7 separate regions of the Homo sapiens genome follow, and all the other regions are linked to region 4. The links are chromatin contacts, found by Hi-C or POLR2A ChIA-PET in ENCODE. All regions are on one chromosome and are shown on one strand. Each heading gives the region's core, a stretch centred on a gene start or an enhancer-like site at or near the end of the contact. The rest is flanking DNA. Distances are from core to core; before and after follow the strand shown.

The links. Hi-C counts contacts between places; a loop is a spot of excess contacts on that map. ChIA-PET counts read pairs that join two places held with the same protein, here RNA polymerase II (POLR2A). Pooled maps may share reads with other maps.
Region 1: a loop to region 4 is called in a pooled map, with 15 times the contacts of the local background. The contact joins two enhancer-like sites. A Hi-C loop is called at or near these places in 2 of 37 single-sample maps with no recorded cell type and 4 of 50 pooled maps. POLR2A ChIA-PET finds 5 or more read pairs at or near these places in 1 of 52 experiments (activated CD4-positive, alpha-beta T cell).
Region 2: a loop to region 4 is called in a map of CD14-positive monocyte, with 5 times the contacts of the local background. The contact joins two enhancer-like sites. A Hi-C loop is called at or near these places in 1 of 168 maps with a recorded cell type or tissue (CD14-positive monocyte) and 1 of 50 pooled maps. POLR2A ChIA-PET finds 5 or more read pairs at or near these places in 1 of 52 experiments (OCI-LY7).
Region 3: a map of ascending aorta shows a loop between it and region 4 (3-fold over the local background). The contact joins two enhancer-like sites. A Hi-C loop is called at or near these places in 1 of 168 maps with a recorded cell type or tissue (ascending aorta), 1 of 37 single-sample maps with no recorded cell type and 6 of 50 pooled maps. POLR2A ChIA-PET finds 5 or more read pairs at or near these places in 1 of 52 experiments (GM12878).
Region 5: a pooled map shows a loop between it and region 4 (3-fold over the local background). The contact joins two enhancer-like sites. A Hi-C loop is called at or near these places in 2 of 37 single-sample maps with no recorded cell type and 2 of 50 pooled maps.
Region 6: a map of natural killer cell shows a loop between it and region 4 (13-fold over the local background). The contact joins two enhancer-like sites. A Hi-C loop is called at or near these places in 2 of 168 maps with a recorded cell type or tissue (naive thymus-derived CD4-positive, alpha-beta T cell and natural killer cell), 21 of 37 single-sample maps with no recorded cell type and 13 of 50 pooled maps. POLR2A ChIA-PET finds 5 or more read pairs at or near these places in 1 of 52 experiments (GM12878).
Region 7: a map of naive thymus-derived CD4-positive, alpha-beta T cell shows a loop between it and region 4 (3-fold over the local background). The contact joins two enhancer-like sites. A Hi-C loop is called at or near these places in 1 of 168 maps with a recorded cell type or tissue (naive thymus-derived CD4-positive, alpha-beta T cell), 7 of 37 single-sample maps with no recorded cell type and 8 of 50 pooled maps. POLR2A ChIA-PET finds 5 or more read pairs at or near these places in 1 of 52 experiments (activated T-cell).

What each region holds. Positions count from the first base shown.
Region 1 is chr6:105,899,349-105,902,048 of GRCh38, reverse strand. No RefSeq gene overlaps it. Among named protein-coding and RNA genes, the nearest start is that of PRDM1, 190 kb to the left of the region's middle. Within about 2 kb of position 1,373, at least 4 of the 41 ENCODE cell types and tissues checked have a DNase peak (open chromatin) inside an H3K27ac peak, as active enhancers do.
Region 2 is chr6:105,878,959-105,881,658 of GRCh38, reverse strand. The region is part of intron 2 of LOC105377923 (a long non-coding RNA gene); the gene reads left to right. Among named protein-coding and RNA genes, the nearest start is that of PRDM1, 210 kb to the left of the region's middle. Within about 2 kb of position 1,343, at least 6 of the 41 ENCODE cell types and tissues checked have a DNase peak (open chromatin) inside an H3K27ac peak, as active enhancers do; they include CD14-positive monocyte and OCI-LY7, where a contact is called at or near this core.
Region 3 is chr6:105,600,383-105,603,082 of GRCh38, reverse strand. No RefSeq gene overlaps it. Among named protein-coding and RNA genes, the nearest start is that of LINC02836, 31 kb to the left of the region's middle. RefSeq lists enhancers at 1,110-1,689, 1,061-2,260. Within about 2 kb of position 1,427, at least 23 of the 41 ENCODE cell types and tissues checked have a DNase peak (open chromatin) inside an H3K27ac peak, as active enhancers do; they include GM12878 and ascending aorta, where a contact is called at or near this core.
Region 4 is chr6:106,518,526-106,521,225 of GRCh38, reverse strand. It overlaps CRYBG1 (crystallin beta-gamma domain containing 1), which reads right to left. Exons shown (of 22, transcript NM_001371242.2): 4 at 1-2,095. Among named protein-coding and RNA genes, the nearest start is that of RTN4IP1, 110 kb to the left of the region's middle. RefSeq lists enhancers at 260-309, 1,050-1,539, 762-1,961. Within about 2 kb of position 1,450, at least 24 of the 41 ENCODE cell types and tissues checked have a DNase peak (open chromatin) inside an H3K27ac peak, as active enhancers do; they include CD14-positive monocyte, GM12878, OCI-LY7 and 2 more, where a contact is called at or near this core.
Region 5 is chr6:105,756,237-105,759,128 of GRCh38, reverse strand. No RefSeq gene overlaps it. Among named protein-coding and RNA genes, the nearest start is that of LINC02836, 130 kb to the right of the region's middle. Within about 2 kb of position 1,493, at least 4 of the 41 ENCODE cell types and tissues checked have a DNase peak (open chromatin) inside an H3K27ac peak, as active enhancers do.
Region 6 is chr6:105,645,162-105,647,861 of GRCh38, reverse strand. No RefSeq gene overlaps it. Among named protein-coding and RNA genes, the nearest start is that of LINC02836, 14 kb to the right of the region's middle. RefSeq lists an enhancer at 862-1,051. Within about 2 kb of position 1,366, at least 4 of the 41 ENCODE cell types and tissues checked have a DNase peak (open chromatin) inside an H3K27ac peak, as active enhancers do; they include GM12878 and natural killer cell, where a contact is called at or near this core.
Region 7 is chr6:105,790,353-105,793,202 of GRCh38, reverse strand. No RefSeq gene overlaps it. Among named protein-coding and RNA genes, the nearest start is that of LINC02836, 160 kb to the right of the region's middle. Within about 2 kb of position 1,407, at least 3 of the 41 ENCODE cell types and tissues checked have a DNase peak (open chromatin) inside an H3K27ac peak, as active enhancers do.

The sequences.
Region 1 (2,700 bases), core at 124-2,623, 620 kb after region 4:
TGCATTGCAAACTGAAGAAACCATTCATTTGACTGAAAGCAAGGCTTCTATGAAACCAGGAAGGCCTTGTAGTTCTAACAGTAGCTGCCTAACTAGAAATATGTCAGCAATTCTTAGGGAGAAGGGTGCTAGATTTCTTCAATGCCAGTTATCCATTTTATATCCTGAATTTCAGTGTACTGTAACACAAAGTAAATTTCCTATGTACACATGTAAGATTTATCAACAAGGATCTTTTTCACAGCACTGTTGATAATGGCACAAAATCAGAAATATCCTAGGCCGTGCATTTGCCTGTAGTCCGAGCACTTTGTGAGGCTGAGGCTGAAGGATCACTTGAAATTCCTACTTTGAAACTTGAAGTTTCAAGTGAACCAGCCTGGGCAACATAGCAAGAACCCATCTCTTCAAAAACAAAAAAAATTAGCCAGGTGTGATGGCACATACCTGTAGTCCCAGCTACTCGGGAGGCTGAGACAGGAGGATTGCTTGAACCCAGGAGTTCAGGAGTTCAAGGCAACAGTGAAGCATGATGGCACCACTGCAGTCCAACCTAGGCGACAGAGTGAGACCCTGTCTCAAAAAAAAAAAAAAAAATAGAAAAAAAGAAAAAGAAATATCCTAAATGTTCATAATTGGCATTAGCTAAAAAGTTTGTGGTGTTTGTATGGTCTGATATTTTGCAGATATAGAAAATGTGGAAGAATATATAAATGACATAGGAAAATGGTCATGATGTACTGGATGAAAAAATCAGGATCAAAATTAATCATTTAAATAGATATCTCTATCTATCTACCTATCTGTCTAGATATAGATCCAGATATAATTTAAATCGTGTGTGTATATGAAAAACTAAAGTTAAAAAAATAAAATAGAAACAGTGGTGGGATTACAGGTGACTTTTATTTTAGTTTTTGTGTTTTTTCTGCATTTTCCTCCAAAGAACATATATTACTTTTACAACTAGGAAAAGGACCCTTATTTTACACTTAATTTCCCAATATATCAATTTTTATATCATAAAAGATTTTATTCCTTGCCAGGATGAAGCTAAGGGGGAGATTCATGCCTAAGCAAAGGAGAAAAAAAAAATCAAGAGGACAGCACTCAATAAACACCTAATTTTGTTTCTGATCTTGTGCCTGTTTGAAGCGCTCACACTTGTTTTGACTCAGCTAGATAAGTCAGCTCCTCTAAAACAGTCACAATTTCCACCAGCTGTTTTGGATGTTTGAGGTTATGTTTTTGTTTTAGTGAACTTCACTGCCTATCCCTTGAGCTAGCTTAGGAACAATTGCAAAGGAAGTCTTTGAGGCCGACTCAGAGGAAAGCTGCTAATCTTATGACATCCACAAGGATTTGAACAGGCAGCTCCATCTGTGTTGTTTCTGTTTTTCTTCTAGGGCAGGTCTCGATGGCAGAAAGATGGACACTTCTCAGGTCTAGTTGTTGCATGGTGTGTTCCTGACCACAGCTGTACCCAAGGAGTCTCACAGATTCCTCAGGAGGCAACAGGACGTTTATCAACGAAGATGTGAGAAACCCATGCCGGGTACCGTTTACGAACCCTGCCTGGGTTCTGTTTTCCGTGTAGTAATTCTTTTCCACGAGTTCAGGTTTATGAGTGCTCAGGCAGGAAGCTGTTTATCACTGAAAGCCACCAAAGGAGAGGTGTTATCGTCTTTACCCAAGACCTCTGAGACTTTCCTTTGAATTAGGAGCTGGGGGTTCTCGTTGCATGATATGGCAGAGTTTCTGGAAACTGATTTGGGGAAGAGGAAGCTGACTTATATGGGAGTCACCCTCTCATTTGTCGTTCTCCAGCACCCCCTCCCCCATCATGCTTTTTCAAAGAAAAGAAAAATGGTGACACTTCTAGTGAGAGGTGGGATTTAGTTAGAAATGTTCTAGGGCTGAGTGAAGGTTGATCTGACTTTTGAAGCTCACCTTTGAGGGTTGCTGCCTGTTTTCATTTAGCATTACTTAACAATGTGCTTTGCTCCCCTTGCTGCCATTTAAAAAATTCCATTCTATCTGGATGCAGACTAACCAGGCTCAATTTTGTTATTCTTATCTTATTTGGAAGGTTGTTTGCAAACAGTCACTCCATAGAGCATCTACTATAAGTCAGCCACTGTGCATGGCCACCAACAAAACTGTTATAAAGAGTGTAGTTCTTACATGCAGAGAGCTCACAGAGGAGGGAAAGGAGGTAAGTAAACAGTGGTGAGGCTAGGCGCTAAGTGCTACACTAAACAAGTGATCTGTTAGGGAAAATTTTATTCACTGGAATTCCAGAGGGGCTGGCAAAGGTATCAACCTGGCAGGTCTGTCCATCTGGAGAGAAACCATTAGAGCAGTTGGTTACTTAGGTACCCTGGAGCAGAGCAATGCATGAGTTGGCTAGTAGAACTCCCTCTTATTTTAGGCTGGACGCAGTGCCTCATGCCTATAATCCCAGCAGTTTGGGAGGCCGAGGTGAGTGGATCACTTGAGGTCAGGAGTTCGAGACCAGCCTGGCCAACATGGTGAAACCCCATCTCTGCTAAAAATACAAAACTTAGCCAGGTGTGGTGACAGGCACCTGTAATTCCAGCTACTCGGGAGGCTGAGGGAGGAGACTCGCTGGAACCTGGGAGGTGGAGTTTGCAGTGAGCCGAGACTGCACCACTGCACTCTAGCCTAGGTGACAGAGTG
Region 2 (2,700 bases), core at 94-2,593, 640 kb after region 4:
TTACTCTCTTGGTTTTGGTTGGCCCTTGAATTCTTTTGCATTAGTGATCTTGAGATTTTACTTTGCATACGACAAGGAAGAGTGTGCATGATGTGCTTGTTGTGATTATAGACAGAGAGCTAGAGATCTCACCCAGGGCAGCAGTCAGTGATGGACAAGTGAACAATTCTCCCTATCGAAAAGATGTTGTTCAAGGGCTTTGCTTGAGATTGATCTCTATAGAATGGAAGGTAACTTGTGCCAGCAGAAAACCAGTAATAGTCCACCTGAGCTGCTGCTGAAGCTTAGGAGGGAAAATTGTGGCAAGTCTGTGAAAGATGGTGAAATTGGAGCCCAGGCTGGACACAGAAAGGACATCTGATGAGTGAGGGTTGGCAGGGGGGACAAATTACCAAAAACACCCCCGCAAAATGAAAACCCTCCGGTTTCTTAATATAAGTCCTCTAACAAATACATATAAATGACTCATAATTAATACGGCAAATACTTCACAGTATTTCTTGCATCCTTAAAAGTTGTGAGTCAAATACTTTAAACCTTCCTTTCCACAAGGTTGCCCACCAGTGAATTTGCAATGAACCCTCCTTTTGAGCACAGACTCCTCTCCTACCCCTGCCGCCTTGTGTTCACCTCCATCACACCTGCCTCAGGAGCCTGCCTATGTCCTTGCTGGATTTGGCTCTTCAAGGAAAGGCTCAGCAAAGCCAAAGTGAACGTTTGCCCCTCTGACTCTGAGTGATCAGCTTGTGATGTTATATACATGCAGTTGATGAGGTTTTCTGGTGCAGAACACAAATAGAAATGCTGCGCCAAATACAGGCTCTTCATCTTTGAATTTATCCAAAAGCTTGAAATTCTCTGGCCCAAACAGATATTTACTGGAAAAGCAGCGAATTCTGGGATGTCAGGGATTGCTTTGAAGTTTCTCCTTCTAAGAGAAGAACAACCTTTTTTATATCACCATGGCCTCTACTGGGTACTTGCAGCTTTTGAAAAGAAGCCTTCAAAAGGCTTTTTGCTAATAAGCCATGAAGTTGAAAGGTTGCTTGTTTGTCCTGAAGACATTTTATCTGTGTGAACTACTTGGGGGAGGCAGAGGGAGAGGTGGTCAGAGAGGAATCAACACAGCTGGTTTCAATATTAAAGGCAAAGATGGGCATTTTGCTCTTTCTCGTGATACCTGCTTCAGGAGTCAGATCCGACACGTGAAGAGTGTCAGTAAGTGCGGGGGCGCGTGTGCTCCGGCACAGGCTGGGAAGGTGGCTGAGGGCTGTCTTCCCTTCATCACGCGCTGTGGTTATAGCATCTTCCCCAGTCCCTCGTGTCAGCACTCTTGGTTTTCACTAATTGTGAAAGTTCCTCTTTTTGCAGAAGGATCTACGTCTTCCTTGCCTCATAAAAATCATCCTGAATTTAAGCTGCAACTATAAAAAACCCCCGGCCAACAAGAAGCAGCCTTCCTGATCTAAGTTATGGGAAAGTGGACTTTTATTTTCTATTTAAAGAAATAGGAGTCTTCGTAATGCATTAGTAATTCTAGCCAAAAAGTGTTTGATATGAACTTGATTTCACAAAAGAAGGCAGTCTTCAACATACTCACCCATTTCTGCTCAGAAGCATCATCACTTTCAGTTTTTACAAAAAGTAAAAACTATTTTGGAATTGGAAATGAAGTCACTTTTAATGCAACAATCCCCACACAAAGTTTAAGAAAAAGGAACAAATAATTTTTTTTTAACTAGAAAAGGTTTATTGAACTTAGTGAGAATTTGGTATTTATAATCAAATACAGTAAATTTTAGCAGAAATGTACCATGCTTATTACAGGGCAATCTCTCCATCTTTAGTATTCCTTTATTATTTTCACTCATCTTCTGCTTTTCCACTAGACTCTTAAAAAAACACTTTAAGCTTCTTTCATTGATATATAATAGTTGTACATATTTATGGGGTACATGTGATATTTTGATAAAAGCATCCAATGTGTAATGACCAAGTTGGGGTAACTGGAACAGCCATCACCTCAAAATTGATCATCTCTTTGTGTTGGGAACATTCCAAATCTTCAAGCTATTTTGAAATATACAATAGATTATTGTTAACTATAGTTTTCCTCTTGTGCTACTGAACACTAGACCTTATTTCTTCTATCCAATTGTACTTTTGTACCTGTTGCCAACCCCTCTTCATCCCACTACCCTTCCCAGCTTCTAGTAACCACTACTGTATTCACCACGCCCATAAAATCAAATCTTTTAAGCCCCACATACGAGTGAGAACATGCAATATTTGTCTTTCTGTGACTGGCTTATACATCATGTCCTCCTGATTCCATCCATATTGCTACACATGACAGGATTTTCTTACTTTTTTGGAAGAATAATATTCCACTGTGTGTGTGTGTGTGTGTGTGTGTGTGTGTGTATCATATTTTCTTTACCAGTCATCCTTTGATGGACACTTAGGTTGATTTCATATCCTGGCTATTGTGAATAGTGCTGAAATAAACATGGAAGTGCAGTATCTCTTTGATATAGTGATTTACTTTCTTCTGGATCTCTGTGAAGCAGTCAGATTGCTGGATCATGTGGTAGTTCTGTTTTAGAGTTTTGAAGACCCTCCATACCGTTTTCCACAGTGGCTGTACTCATTTACCTTCCCATCAACAGTGTATGCGCATTCCCCTTTCTCCGAATCCTC
Region 3 (2,700 bases), core at 178-2,677, 920 kb after region 4:
GCAAGACAGACATGATCTCTGCCGTCCTGGAATGGGTCTTACCTTGAAGTTAAATGCCCTTTGGCCCTAACTGAAAGAACATTTTAATACCAAATTTTAAAAACTGAGCTACAGAACTATATAGTGCAATTCCATTTATGTAAAAAAAAAAAAAATACACAGAAGTAAACAAGTACATATGCGTACCCTTGTGTATGTTTTTGCAAGATTCCAAAGACCACAGTGTTACTGTGGGGTGGAGGACAGAAGGAAAGCACTTTTATTTTTAATAAAGAGTTCTCTGTGTTCTTTATTCTGTGTAAACCTATATAATTTTTAAAGTCTAGTTTTAAAAACTAAACATGATATCTTTATAAACAAACATGGAAAAGTAGTTGAGTAGAATAAAAAAGCAATTTATTAGTATATCAAGGAGATTCTATTCTCATAAAAAATAGATACATAGATAGTTAGATAGATAGATAGATAGATAGATAGATAGATAGATAGATAGATAGATAGAGCGAGCATCTGTGGGGAGAAAACTGAGGATATAAAGCAAATTGCTAATGAAAGTTATTCCTGGGGTTGTGATGAAAGGGAAACCCTCTTGTTTTCTATTACACATTTCTGTAACATTTGACTATTTTTTCAATGAGTATGAATTGATAATCAGAAAAAAACAAATTTTTAAAAATAAAAAATATTGCGATATGTTCTATGCCAAACAAGCTCAGCTAATTTATCTTCATTTAGGTGATAAAAATATCTTATGAAACATTAAAGAGAAAATATATATATATATATGTACATATATGTACATATGTATTTGTTGGTAAAAGGCTGCAAGCATAAACATGGACCCAGTCCTAGTTTTTCCAAATCCTCATGATTCTCTTACACCCTTTAAAGCTCTAAACGAGAAGGATTTCACATAATTCTTCAGGGTCAGTTTGGAGCCAGTCCCTCTGTGAGGTGTTCACAAGGGAAGGGCCTGGGTGAGGTGTGGCCCAGCAGCGGGCATGTGGACCCCAGAGAGGGGATCACTTGACCTTCCTCTGTGCCACCTTCCCAGTGATACCTCTAGGAAAGGATATTTATTTAGGCTGAGGAAAGAAGGTTCCTTTCTGTTTTTAACTCTTCAGCTTGACCTTGCACCCCAAAACTGTTGCCATCTTTTGAACCTCATCGACATGTAGCAAGCAGATTCAGTTTCATTTTACTCTCAGAGCACTCATTTGAAGGTTTTCATTTTGAATTGGCCCGAATCTGGGTCTCAGTCCCACACACAGCAGCAAGCTCTTGCATGATGGAGTTCGCCTTGGCAGGCTTGTCTGTACTTTCACTTCCCACCCAGATTCCTGAGCACAGACCAATGGGAGATTGCGTCAGCTTTGCCAAGGCAGACCAATGAAACAATCCTGAAATCCCCTTGGTGACACAGCATATGTGAAAGACTGTTTGTACCATATCGCATTGCTAAATTTAGAGACAGTCTGAGAAGAGGCAAAGAGAATGCAAGGACTAATCAATCCAAGAATACAGAAAACTTGCCTAGGCCAGTTAGTTAGTCTCCACTTATTTTGTAAAGCAGAGAGAGGAGGTGTTCATTTCAACCTCAGCCAGTTGCAACAAAGTCCTTGTTTCCATAAAGTTACTCTGGAGAAGGAAGTGCCTTCTAGGTGCTAGAAGCTGATGTCTGCCAAAAGCCCACACAAGATGTAAGCCGGGAAGAGTAATTGGTACCCTGAAAAACAAGCCGGTTATCCAACTCTCAGTTACTGACAATATCATGTGAGTGCTTATATGAGGGCAAATAATAAGCATGCACATAAAATCAAGAATCCCTAAAGGGACAAATATCAATAGCTAAAGTATTGTTTTAATTGTACTGAGGACATCATTTATGTTATTAATGAAGTATTTAGAGCACAGGCATCAGAGGGACCCTTAAATTCATGTTCAGAAATCAGACCCTTAGGATACGTTATCTCATAAGTTGCTGAAGTTTTAAATGGCTTTGACAGTGAAACCAACTAGAGCAACATTATCCACTTAAGACTGCTTGATATTTTAGAGGGTGTCATAGATTCTCTTTTCCAAGTAAAGATGCAAAAAAACTGTCTGGCCATGTTAACTAGCATTCGCTTTTAGAACAGCCAGTCTTCTCCTGAGTATCTCCAGATATTTTTATTTATAGAATGGTTTTCCCACTCCTTCTGAACTCTGGGACTCAAGAGCTACAATTTAAGAGGGTGTTCTTAAAGCTTTTCACAGTTTGTCATCTCACATTGCTTCACCTGATGAGGAGTCGATAGATAGCACCTCAAAAAGGTAGAAAGAAGCACAGATAGGGATTGGAATACACATGACAAAGGAGAACACAGAATGGAATTCCAAAACGCTTTGGGAGACCTGGAAATCCAAGTTATTCTGAGAGAAGACTGATGAAAAGGAATGCATACAAGCATAAGAACACCCACAAAAAGTAGCCCAGTGCTTAGTGACTGGGTTGCTCTTTCCCATCTACCAGTCAAGAAGGTGCTGTCCCCGGTTGAATACGTATGTACTGAAACAGAGGATTTCACATTCCAGAACCCATAATTCATCTCTGACTTAATCTCGAGCAAAGCATTGACGTGAATTACACAAACAGGAAAAAAGGTGGAGCCCAAATAGAAGAAAAATAAATAGTTCTATCAGTACAAAGGAATCATACAA
Region 4 (2,700 bases), core at 201-2,700:
GGTTTTCTCTTTTTGCGGGTATTTTTCCATGTGGCTTGGACTTTTCAAACTGGAGTGTGATGTACTTGACGAGTTGAAATTGAAGACCTTTAAGGAGTTGTCGGGCAGAAGATTTGACTGTTCTTTGTTCAAACCACAGGGCGGGGCACCCTCAGTCGTGGGCTGTGACACTGAAGACTGAGATAGGGAACCGTTCTGAGAAGTACTGAAAGCCGTGGTCATAGTGTTGACTGATGTCACAGAAGGAGAAAAGATTTTGTCTTGTGGTAAAGAAGATAACAAGCTTGAGAAAAGTGCACTTTTTTCTAGTCTCGATCTCTTAATGCCACCATTTGTGACGTCCCTGTTCTCTTTGTCATTGATTTCCGGCATCACCAGAGGCTCACTGTTCCCATTAGTGTTGGTGTGCAGGGACTTGAAGAGGACGCTCTGTTCAGCAGATGCACGTTTGGGTCTCAGTTTGGATTTTGTGTCAAGGTTCTGCATCAAATGTAAAGCCGGTGACATTTCTGGCTGACTTTCCTTCTTCTTCCCCAAACCAAAGGTAAACACTTTGGGATCAAACACCTTTTCTAAATGGTCTTCGTGAATAGGAGGCATGGCAAAGTGAGGAGCAGGAGAGTTTGGCATCCTGGCCTTCTTTCTTTTCATGGGCATACAAACTGCGCTATCCATCTGTTTTATAATTTCAGTGAATTTTTCCATATCAGAAGAAGAATCAAATACACTATCATCACTACCAGCAGAAATGTTCAAAAGGCTGGCAGGGCTATCCTGGCCATTTGTAACAGTCTGATCTGGCCTTTGAGGAGTGGCTAAGTGATTTCCGCTGCTGGGAGAGTTGGTGGGACTGGATTCAGCCATCAGGGGTGTTCTGCTGCCCTGACTTTGAGCCTGAATAGGCAGAGTTTTCTCTGATGCTGGCGGTATGACTTGTGGGCCAGATTTTGCCGCGAGCTCTGCTGTGCAATGAGAGTGTTCATTGCCCAGTACTTCCTCTTGTGGGGGAGCACAACTTGCAACGGAAACCACTTCAGGTTCATTACTGTGACAAGTTGGCAACTGCACTTCTCTAACTTCAGAGCTCTCTGGGATGACCTGGGAGCTCACATCCTGGGTGCTCTCCACGGGGAGCACGAAGGACCTGACCTGGACGAGGACTCTGGATGGACACTCACTTCCCACAGCTTCTGGACTACGCTCTGTGGACAAAGGAGGGGTTGTTTCTCCTCCAAGTTCTAAAAGTGGCATTTTCTCATTGTTCTGACGAGACACAGGCAAAACACATCCTTTATGGTTTTCTGACACTTTTAGATCAGTGCATGGGAAACTGCTTATGGGTGATTGAACACATGTGTCTTTGGGAACATCCCCAGGAGCGGGTGCAGACAGTGAAAGAGAAGGCCCAGGAGATGACTCAGCAGGGGACTGTGAGTCAGAAAATGTATGCTGTGGCTTTGGCATGGCCGTTGGAGGTAAATCTTTGGTATCCACAGTGGTGGGGATGTCTTGTGCTGTATCGGTTACATTTTCAAGTACAAGGCTTTTGCTGTCTGCAGCCTCTGAGTCCTCCTTCTCTAAGAGCTTATGATCCTTGACAGGAATCAGAGCAGAAGCCACTGGTTCTGAAAGGCAGCCAGCATCTGTTTGTACATCTGCTTTATCATCTTGGTTAGGCTGAGGACCAAGAGCTTGATTCTCAGAAGAGTCTCCATTCATTCCTCTGGTTGCTGGCAGAATCTCTTCTTCCGAGACGGTAACTTTGGTTTCTATAGCAGTTTCCTTAACCAGCACACCATTCTGGGGACTGTTTGGCATTACTTTCTTTTCAGGTTGCTCCATTTCTTTGGCTTTTTTGGCTAAATTCAGCTTTGCCCTCCCAACAAACGTTTTACTAGAGGCAGGAGTATTCCTTTGGCCTCGAATGTCAGTGTGTCTTGGGCTACTGTTTGTCCGTTTGTTTTCAAATAAGGAGATTTTGGTGGCAGTGTTGCCTTTGTGAACTGGCTGGCTAAATGGATTGTGCTCATTTCCCAAACTGTCAAGATTCTTAGGGGTTTTAAGATTTAGTTCCACATGTTTGGGCTTGGCAGGGCTGTGAGGAAAAAGCAGGAAGATAAAGTTATTGACCTAGTTTTAAAAAGTGAACACACAAACCAATTAATTATAAAACTATGAAAAGCCAACATCTCCCTGATATATAACATTTGGAGTGTGGTGTGTGTGTGTGTGTATGTGTGTGTGTGTGTGCGCACACATGTGTTTTTAAGACAAGGTCTTGCTCTGTCGCCAAGACTGGAGTACAGCAGTGTGATCATAGATTGCTGCAGCCTCGAACTCCTGGGCTCAGGCAATCCTCCTGCTTCAGCCTCCCAGGTAGCTGGGACTACAGGCACATATCACACACCCAACTAATTTTTTTATTTTTATTTTTTTGTAGAATGGGGTCTATGTCACCCAGGCTGGTCTCAAACTCCTGGCTTCAAGCAATCCTCCCATCTTGGCCTCCCCAAGTGCTGGGATTACAGGCATGAGCCACCATTCTCTGCCACATTTGTTTTTTAATGAAACTATTTTTAAATAGTCCTAAGTACACTACCAACTATTTTTAATGGGTGTTTTGCTTGCATATGAGGGATCGGAAGATTATATAGCCAAGAAACTCTAGGGATGAGGGATGAACTAATTTATTGAGTACGT
Region 5 (2,892 bases), core at 244-2,743, 760 kb after region 4:
GGTCTTCTCTGAGCCACCCATATTGAGGTTTGTTATTTCTATTGGGCATCTGTTGGTTTGGACTCTTGGTTGAAGGTGACCAAACCAAAAAAGACAAAGCAAAACACTCAAATTAGCTTAAGCAATAGAAGTAATTAATTAGTTAATATAACTAAACAGTCCAAAAGTAGAACTAGTTTCTGACATGGCTAGAATCAAAAGCTTAAACACGATTCATTTTTGGCTCCATCTTTTTAAAAGTCTTTCTCCCTGGTGAGTATGAGGGCCAGAGGCTGCTTAAGCTTCCCAGTTTCACAACCTCAGGAGGAAGACAGCTTCTTTCTCCAAGAGAGAAAGATGAGGAGGACTGGGGAAAACTGAGGCTTGGCCCAACTCAGATCAGCCATCTGTCTATCCTTTAACCAAATGGAGGAGACCTACATCCTACATAACAAGTCCATTCCTAAGTAGGGGAGTAGGGTCCCCCCAGGAATAAGAGGTTTCTATTGTCACAGATTCTGTATCACATACCAGGGCTTGTTGGGGGGTGGGGGTAAGAGGAGGGAGAGCATTAGGACAAGTACCTAATGCATGCAGGGCTTAAAACCTAGATGATGGGTTGATAGGTGCAGGAAACCACCATGGCACATGTGTATCTATGTAACAAACCTGCATGTTTTGCACATGTATCCCAGAACTTAAAGTAAAATAGAAAAAGAAAAAAAAAAGAAGATTCTGTTGCTAGAAGAACCAAAGCCATTACAATCTGCTTATTGATGGTGTGCTGGCAGAAACACTAGGCTTATCGTCAGAAAACCTGTCTCCGCTCTGCCTCTATTTTGCTATTACCTGGGGCAAGACAGTTCTCTAAGCCCTAGACTCCTTAGCTTTCCAGTGAAGACAAGAATAAGCACATGATCATTTCACTGGGACCGCTGTGTGAAGGATACAGAAACAATGCAAATGTAAGGGGTTATTATTAATATTATGATCTCTTTCCGGTCCCTGGACCTGGCTTTTGCCAGATCATCTGTTTACTTGTTCCTAGGGCAAATTTAATTTGCAAGGTTCTAAAAGGGAAGGTGATTGCTCAATGTTCAAATTAAAGAGCTGCCTTCAACCTACCCAGGTGTGCAGGCAGGACATCTGCCTCCCACCTGCTTCACCCAAGTGATGCAAAGAAGAGTGTGTTGGTTTCGGCTTCCTAATCATGATCATGGAGACACTAAGAAGTGTCTCTGTCATGCAGCTTCACTCTGAAATGTTGGGCTTCTATTCGTGGACTCTTTTGAAAGCTGTCTTTGACTCCTGAAAACCAAAGCACTTGAAACATTCATTTTTTTTTTATCTCTAAAAATGGAATAGGACGACTGGCACTTGTCCTAAAGCCCCAGCCACACCTGCTGTTTATCCTGCATTCACGCAGTGATGACTCTCCCCTAGAGTTCATGGCATTTCCTTTGACACATCAAAGTGAAACTCCTAGAAGACAGAAACAACATGTCTATTGTTAGAGGAGGAGTAAATACCCCATTTCAAGGTGAAAACCACACCACCATGTTGATTTTTTTTTGAAGTCCTAATACCTTAGTTGGCTAGATTTCAGGGTTAGGAACCAGTGAATGGACATTGGTGAAAGTGCAAGCTGTCATTCTGGTAAAGTCACCCCCTTGGAAAGGAGTGTTATAAAAATATTTCAAAGAGGAGAACAGACCAACTAAATTCACAAAATCTTTCCCAAAGGAATTACTTGTCTCCACATCCAACTGGTCACTAGGTTCCCTGAACCCTGGATTTTCCATTAAGCGTAACCTCTTCTTTTCCTCCCTACAACCTTAATTCTGGCACGTTCATTTCCCATCTGGACCTTCCCTCCTAACTCATTTCTAGTGCCTTCTCTTTTCCAATCTGTCTTCTCTCCAAACTTCCTTCCTCTCAGCCTTATCCATGTAAATGCACACTGAGTTAGGATGATATGTCCTTGGGAACTTTTTTTTTTTTTTGAGACAGGGTCTAACTCTGTTGTCCAGGCTGTATTGCAATGGTGTGATCTCAGCTTACTGTAGCCTCCGCCTCCCAGGCTCAAGCAATCCTCCCATCTCAGCCTCTGGAGTAGCTGGGACTATGGGCATGCACCATCACACCTGGCTACTTTTTGTATTTTTTGTAGAGATGGTGTTTCGCCAGGTTGCCCAGGCATTAACCTCTCTCTGCCTTAGTTTCCTTAGTACTTAGTTCAAAGGATTATGTGAGAATTCAGTTAATATATGTAAAGGGCTTAGAATAGTGTTTGGCCTATAGGAAGCTCTAATTAGGGGTTGGCTGCATGAGTGTTACCTATTATCACCTAATCATGTTCCTGGCAGGCTGCTGCTTAAAACTCCCACCACTTTCTGGTCAAGGCAGATGTAGCTTTTGTACATGGCAGGCATCTCCTCAGGACCTGGCGCTGCAGCCTCTTCTCTCACACCCGCCCCCAGGCACTCTGGCCTCTAGTGTCCAACTACGTGTCCCACCCATGTGGTTTCTTCTACCTTCCCTCCATCCCCAATTGGAACTCCTTCCGATTCTTCAAGGCTGTGCACTGGTGATTCCTCCTCTGAACTTCTCCAGGGGAGACAAGTATGTCTTTTTTGGTGCTTTCTTCATTGAGTATAACTACTGTTTATTGGATGTCTAGAATAGGCCTGGGACTTTACATACATCATGTCATTTAATTCTCACAACAGAAACATCATTCCTATGATACAGATGAGAAAACTGAGGCTCACAGAGCTGACATTACTAGTTTGAGAAAGCAGTGGTACCAGGATTAAAACCCTGGTCTGATTCTGGACTCCATAGTCATTTGACTACGCGCTATGCTCCTTTCCGGTGTGGCTGTTAGTTTTTGTGTACCTCTCCTCTGAATCT
Region 6 (2,700 bases), core at 117-2,616, 870 kb after region 4:
GAGAGGTGGAAGTTGAGTTACATCTTTAAGGCGGAATAGAATTCAGACAGCCTGGGTAAGGGTGGGGGGAGGAGGGAATGTGAAGAAATGGGGAAGAATGGTAGGACACTCCCAAAGGGGTAAAGAAACTACTGGAGTAAGGGGAACAGAGGATTACATTTAATAACTCTAAGATGCACCCCCTGGGAAAACAAACAGTGGAATTTGTAACAATTATTTTTGTTTGGCTCTTGAAGCTGAGCATTTATGTCTGTTGAGGATATAAAAAGTTCAGTGTTCTAAATGGGAAGAGAATGACCTGAAGTGAATGGCAGAATGGGCTCTGGGGACACTGGACCTAGGGCTGCACCCTGGCTCTGCCATTTGTGAGTGGTGTGATCTCCAATGAGTTCACGTTTTCATGCCTCAGGCTCCTAATTTTTAATTTGGGATAATATTAGTATCAATAGTATCTAATTCATAGGGAGCTGTGGGGATTAAGAGATAAAGTATTTATTATGCTTATAGTGTTGGGCACATAGAAGGAGCTCAATACATCTTTATTATTTTTATATTAATATAAAATAACAATAATAATGGTAATAAAATCTCAAAGCCAAGTAAGCATCATGAAATTTTTCACGTGCCCATGAGCACAGAGGAGATCTTCAGAACCTACTGTTTTCTGATCTCCAAGAAAGATGGAGAAAAGAAAATTATAGCATTTTTCTTTCATTTTTTCTTCCTTCCTCTTTTTTTTTCTAGAATAAAGAGATGAGGAAAATGCAAGACAGTCCATGTCGCTCTTGGCTGTTCTCTGCTACTCCCCCCAGGTTCAGGGGTCTGTGAGTGGTCGTGAGAACCCCACCCCCAGGCTTCTGCTTGGGTCCTTATCATAGTGGCCTCTCCTGCTACCCAGTGAGAGTTCACTGTTCTGGCAAGGGATATGGCTCCCGACTCAAGGAGAAAGGGAGCGCAATGCTTTCCTTCTCCATTATTCTATGGGCAGGTTTAATATCCAGTGCCTCCTATTTATAATTAACATGAAGTTGTTTATTTCTTGCTTCTCATTTTAGCAGGGTAAGCATGTAGAGGCAGGCCACTTTCTAGTAGATTGTGAGAAGATAGACCTCAGCATGAGCCTGACTGTGGGTCTGATGTGGAGAGAAGAGAGTCAAAAGGAAATATTCTGTGGCTTTCTATATGACTGAAATGCAGCAAGGCTATTGTTTGCTGTAGCAGCTGATTGAAAAAGAGTGACATTCTGTCCACTGAACGTTAATAGGCTCAAGTGGAAGTGTGGTGATCAAAGCTGAGTCATAACTTGAGAGGAAACCAGTCTTACCCATGTTTTTTGTTCTTTAGTGGAGACACCTAGTAAGCTCTTCGAAGACGGTGGCTTTCTACAAAAGGAGAGCTATAGTAACCGTTGGCCGCAGCAAGATGCTCTTCTCACTCTTGTGTTGGAACAAGAACCAGTTATGAGAAGCCTGGGTTTGACTTGCTTTTGGTGTGGTTAATGCTGGTGGGAAGGTTTCTTATAGGTCTTTTTATTTATTAATACATTTGGTCATAGATGGGCCTTCAGGATTTTCAATTGCTGTGACTATGTTGGTCTGGCTAGCTTTTTCCAGGCTAACAATGCAAACACCCCCAGCACCCCTGAGGGATAGTCTCACAAAGCCCCTGTCTGTCTGGCCTGTGGCTACATAAGCAATCTCTTGACAGTTCTTGGAACGTGAGACTTGGTGACGTGACCTAAGACTTCGATGTTTTTGTGATTTATCCAGGACACTTGACTAGGTAACAGGAATGCAGATGATCTCTGTCTCAGTGCTAGAACCTGCAGCTTTAGCCCAGGTTTATTCTTTGGGGTATGACTGCTAATCTGAAAATTTTGGGGAGAGTCCAGTGTCTGTGCAAGAGCAAATCTTCAATTTGGACTGATTCCACTATGAAGGAAATTGAGTTTTTATGGGAGCTAAAAATAAACGATCCTTAGCACTCCCTCCATCCTAAAATACATTAAATAGCCCTTACATTTTCAAGTTAGAACAAATCTGGCCTCATTGTTTCTGTCACTCTAACACTTGTTAATGTTATTTATGTAATTTTCAGATATTCTCAGATCAAAATTTTCCATGCCCAGTTATCTTTCTCATGCAAAGAAATTGTGATCAGTGTTCAGTTTCAATCAGTTTACTGAAGGAAGGGTCGTTTACAACACCTGTAGCCACTTTTCTCTTAGGGACTTAGTTAAAAAATCAGATGCAGGGTGTGAAATGAGACCTAAGTAATTCTTTCCAAGTTCCTTTGAGGAGCTCCCTGCTAGTACTCTCTCAGCCTAGAAATCAACACCTGCCTTTCACAAAGGAGCCTCCATCCAGTGTGGAATTCCAGCAAGTACACAGGTAGTTATTTCTAGGAATATTGCCCTTGCACATCTCTCCTCTTGCCAGGCACCAAACTAATTTCTCAAAGAGAAACAGTGGGAAACAATATGTTCTGTGCTGCCTTCACATACTACCATAAGAGGCAGTTAGTTACATAAGCCGGCTTCCAGAGATTTGCCAAGTGCTCTTTTTAAAAAAAGTGGCTGCTGATGGAACATTCTTTACATAAAACAGATACTTGTTTCAGCAACCAAAGTCCATGTCCACAGCAAAATCCAACTAGTGTTCTACTTTTCTATTTGTCTATAGAGTATAGATCTCTATACAC
Region 7 (2,850 bases), core at 158-2,657, 730 kb after region 4:
GGCAGGGTTAGCTGGATTTGTCCGTATTGCAGATGAGAGGGAGTTTTTAGGACCCAGTTCCAGCAATTTTTCCTCCTCTGCACAGGTGCCATGCATCACCTTTTCCTCCAATCTAGTCTGAACTAGATTCAAACTTCCCTTCACTCTCAAAGGGTTTCTCATGTCAGTGAAATTGCTGCTTCTGGGTGCAAGTTTCCTGTGCCTCCTACAGGTAACAGTCGACTGATGGTTTGAATCCAAGGGTCTCCCACTGACATGACTGCAGGGGTCAGGCAGTGTGTAGTCATTTCAGCGTGAGACTCTTGGATCCTTGGATCCTTTTGATTTACAACAAAGAAAAATGGGGCACCAACAGGCTGTTCCTATAAGGCATATGTGTTAACTGGTGGGGCAAGGAGGACTCTGTCCTCCTTTAGCATTTCTCCCTTTTGCACCCATTAAATAAGAGGAGAAAATGTGGCTGCCTGTTGGCTGAATATGACCTGTTGATATGTTTTATTTTGTCTACTTCCAGTTTAAAACAAACTCATATTTAAAAACTAAGAACATAACTTTGATTTAGTTGGCAACACATGTAAAGTCAAGATCTTAAATAAAAATTTAGATTTCCAGTTTTTCATGAAAATTTCTAGCCACACTGGGATCTCTATTTCTATAAGGTCACACCTAGCTGAAGCTCAGAGGTCGTTGTTCCCATGCAATGGTTCAGGCACTCTCCATGGTGACAGAACCCACCTGGCCCATTTTACTGTTTACTTTTTCTGCCTGGCCCTGGTGGTCATTTCAGTGTGAGACCCTTGGATTCAATTGATCAATTGACTGTCACCTACAGGAAGCACAGGAAGCCTGCCTCCAGAAGTAGCAATTTCACAGACATGAGAAACCCTTTGAGAGTGAAGGTAAGTCTGAAAGCATCGAGAGGGGCAAGGTTCTAGAGGGAGGTTCCATCTCAGGCCTTGGGCATCACACAGGTATTGGGCCAGGGCAGTGGGGCAGGCAGGCACCTGAAATTGAGCCCAACAGCACAAACGGGTGGTGCCCCAGGGAGGAGAACCTGCTTTCCTTCTCTCATGCCTTGGGTCAGCCCTGCGATTGCATCAAAGTCCAGGCCTCAGCATGACCTCCTAATATCAGCAGGGAAGTCTAGTTGGTACGTTCATCAATAAGGTAATATTTAACCTCCTATTTTTAGCTCTATTCATTTTTTTTTAAATTACCCTCAGCCTTCTTAACTATTAGAACCCATGAGTGAAGGATCATGCCCATGACTTCTTAGATTTTCATGCTCCTTATCTTTCACAACAGGGACCTTGGCTTAGCCAATATTTTCATGCCCTAATAACTGTAATCAAAGCTTGGCTTGGTCATATGGTAATAAATAGTTGCCCATCTGGGACAAGGCCCTGTAAAACACAGAACAGGAAATCCCACATCATTTGGAAAGTTGTACTTTTAGTTTCATAACTCAACTTTTGCTTAACAAAGATAGCTGTTATTGAAACTGAGCCTTTACAGCATAAGAAATGTACTTAAATATTTGTGAAAATCATGTCTTCATACAAAGTATTTTCCTATATGTCATCTTTTTAGAGTATCGCCCTGATCTGCTGAGGCAGGCAGAGATGTTATTATTATAAACAATTTATGAAAAAGAAAATTGGGGTTCAGGAAAATTTAAGTGACTTTGCTCATGTCTCACAATTAGGTAAACAGAATCATAACAGGTTCCTGAGGTTTCTGATTCTCCTTCCACAGATCTTTCCAGCCTCCCTCTGCTGCCTGTGTGTCATGGTGTGTGTGTGTGTGTGTGTGTGTGTGCACGTGTGTGTACAACACATACCAACACAGATGGATGCCAGTGCAGAGAGGCAGAGTTGTTGTTTTAATCTAGGAAAAACTTGCAAAGTCTTTTGATTTGGAAAAATAGCATATGTTTGCTTATAAAATATGTATGGTTACTTAAAATTAAAAAGAAGCACTCCATGAAAACTTAGAGAAAAGATTCCATTACATTGAGGGGATTATAGGACAAAAGACTTTATAAGCTTATTTTTCTTTATGGATTCAGGGCCTCTAACAAAATAGTGTTTTGATTAGTTGTTTATAAGAAAATGTCTATAACGTATGATGCTATGCAGGAAATGTTTTCCTTAATTGTTAAATATGTAATGACTATTTTCTATGTATAAAATATGCTAAAGAAAATTCACAAGTTCACAATTCTATTATTCAGCTACTGGTAGCAAATCTGCATCTATTTCCATAAGGCTTCATATTTCACCTAAACAACTCCATCCTCATTTCTTGTTGTTGTTACTTTATCAAAACAAACACAAAACAAATAGAACATACTAGACAGATTAGCAAGATTAGTTGCTTGGATAATGGCTGCCACTAGGAGTGGTATGTTCATCCTACCTCCTCCTTTCTCAAATTGAGATCATGGCTCTGCCTCTTTAACTTTCAAATCTACTCCACGGAGTTTGTTAGCCTTTTCTGCTTTCTGTTTTTTGCTTTGTTTTTGGCCAACTAGCAATGTATTAGAAACATGCTGAAAGCAAACTTGACTGTTCTATAGAATTATTTATACAGTTTTAAATATTTGACCAGTTTAAAATATTTTGAATCTTCAAAATGAAGACTTCTGTAAAACTTTGTGTGGAGATGGAAACTGTAGTGTATGTCTTAGGAAAATATTATTCTCATATAATTCTTATATAAATAATTCATACAAAATAGTATTCTTTATATAACTTATAAAGTAGAGGTGCTCGCTTAGTAGAAAAAATTACTTTGAAATGCCTAACACGTTTGTTTCAAATAATTATTTTGTGAGATTTAAAAAAAATC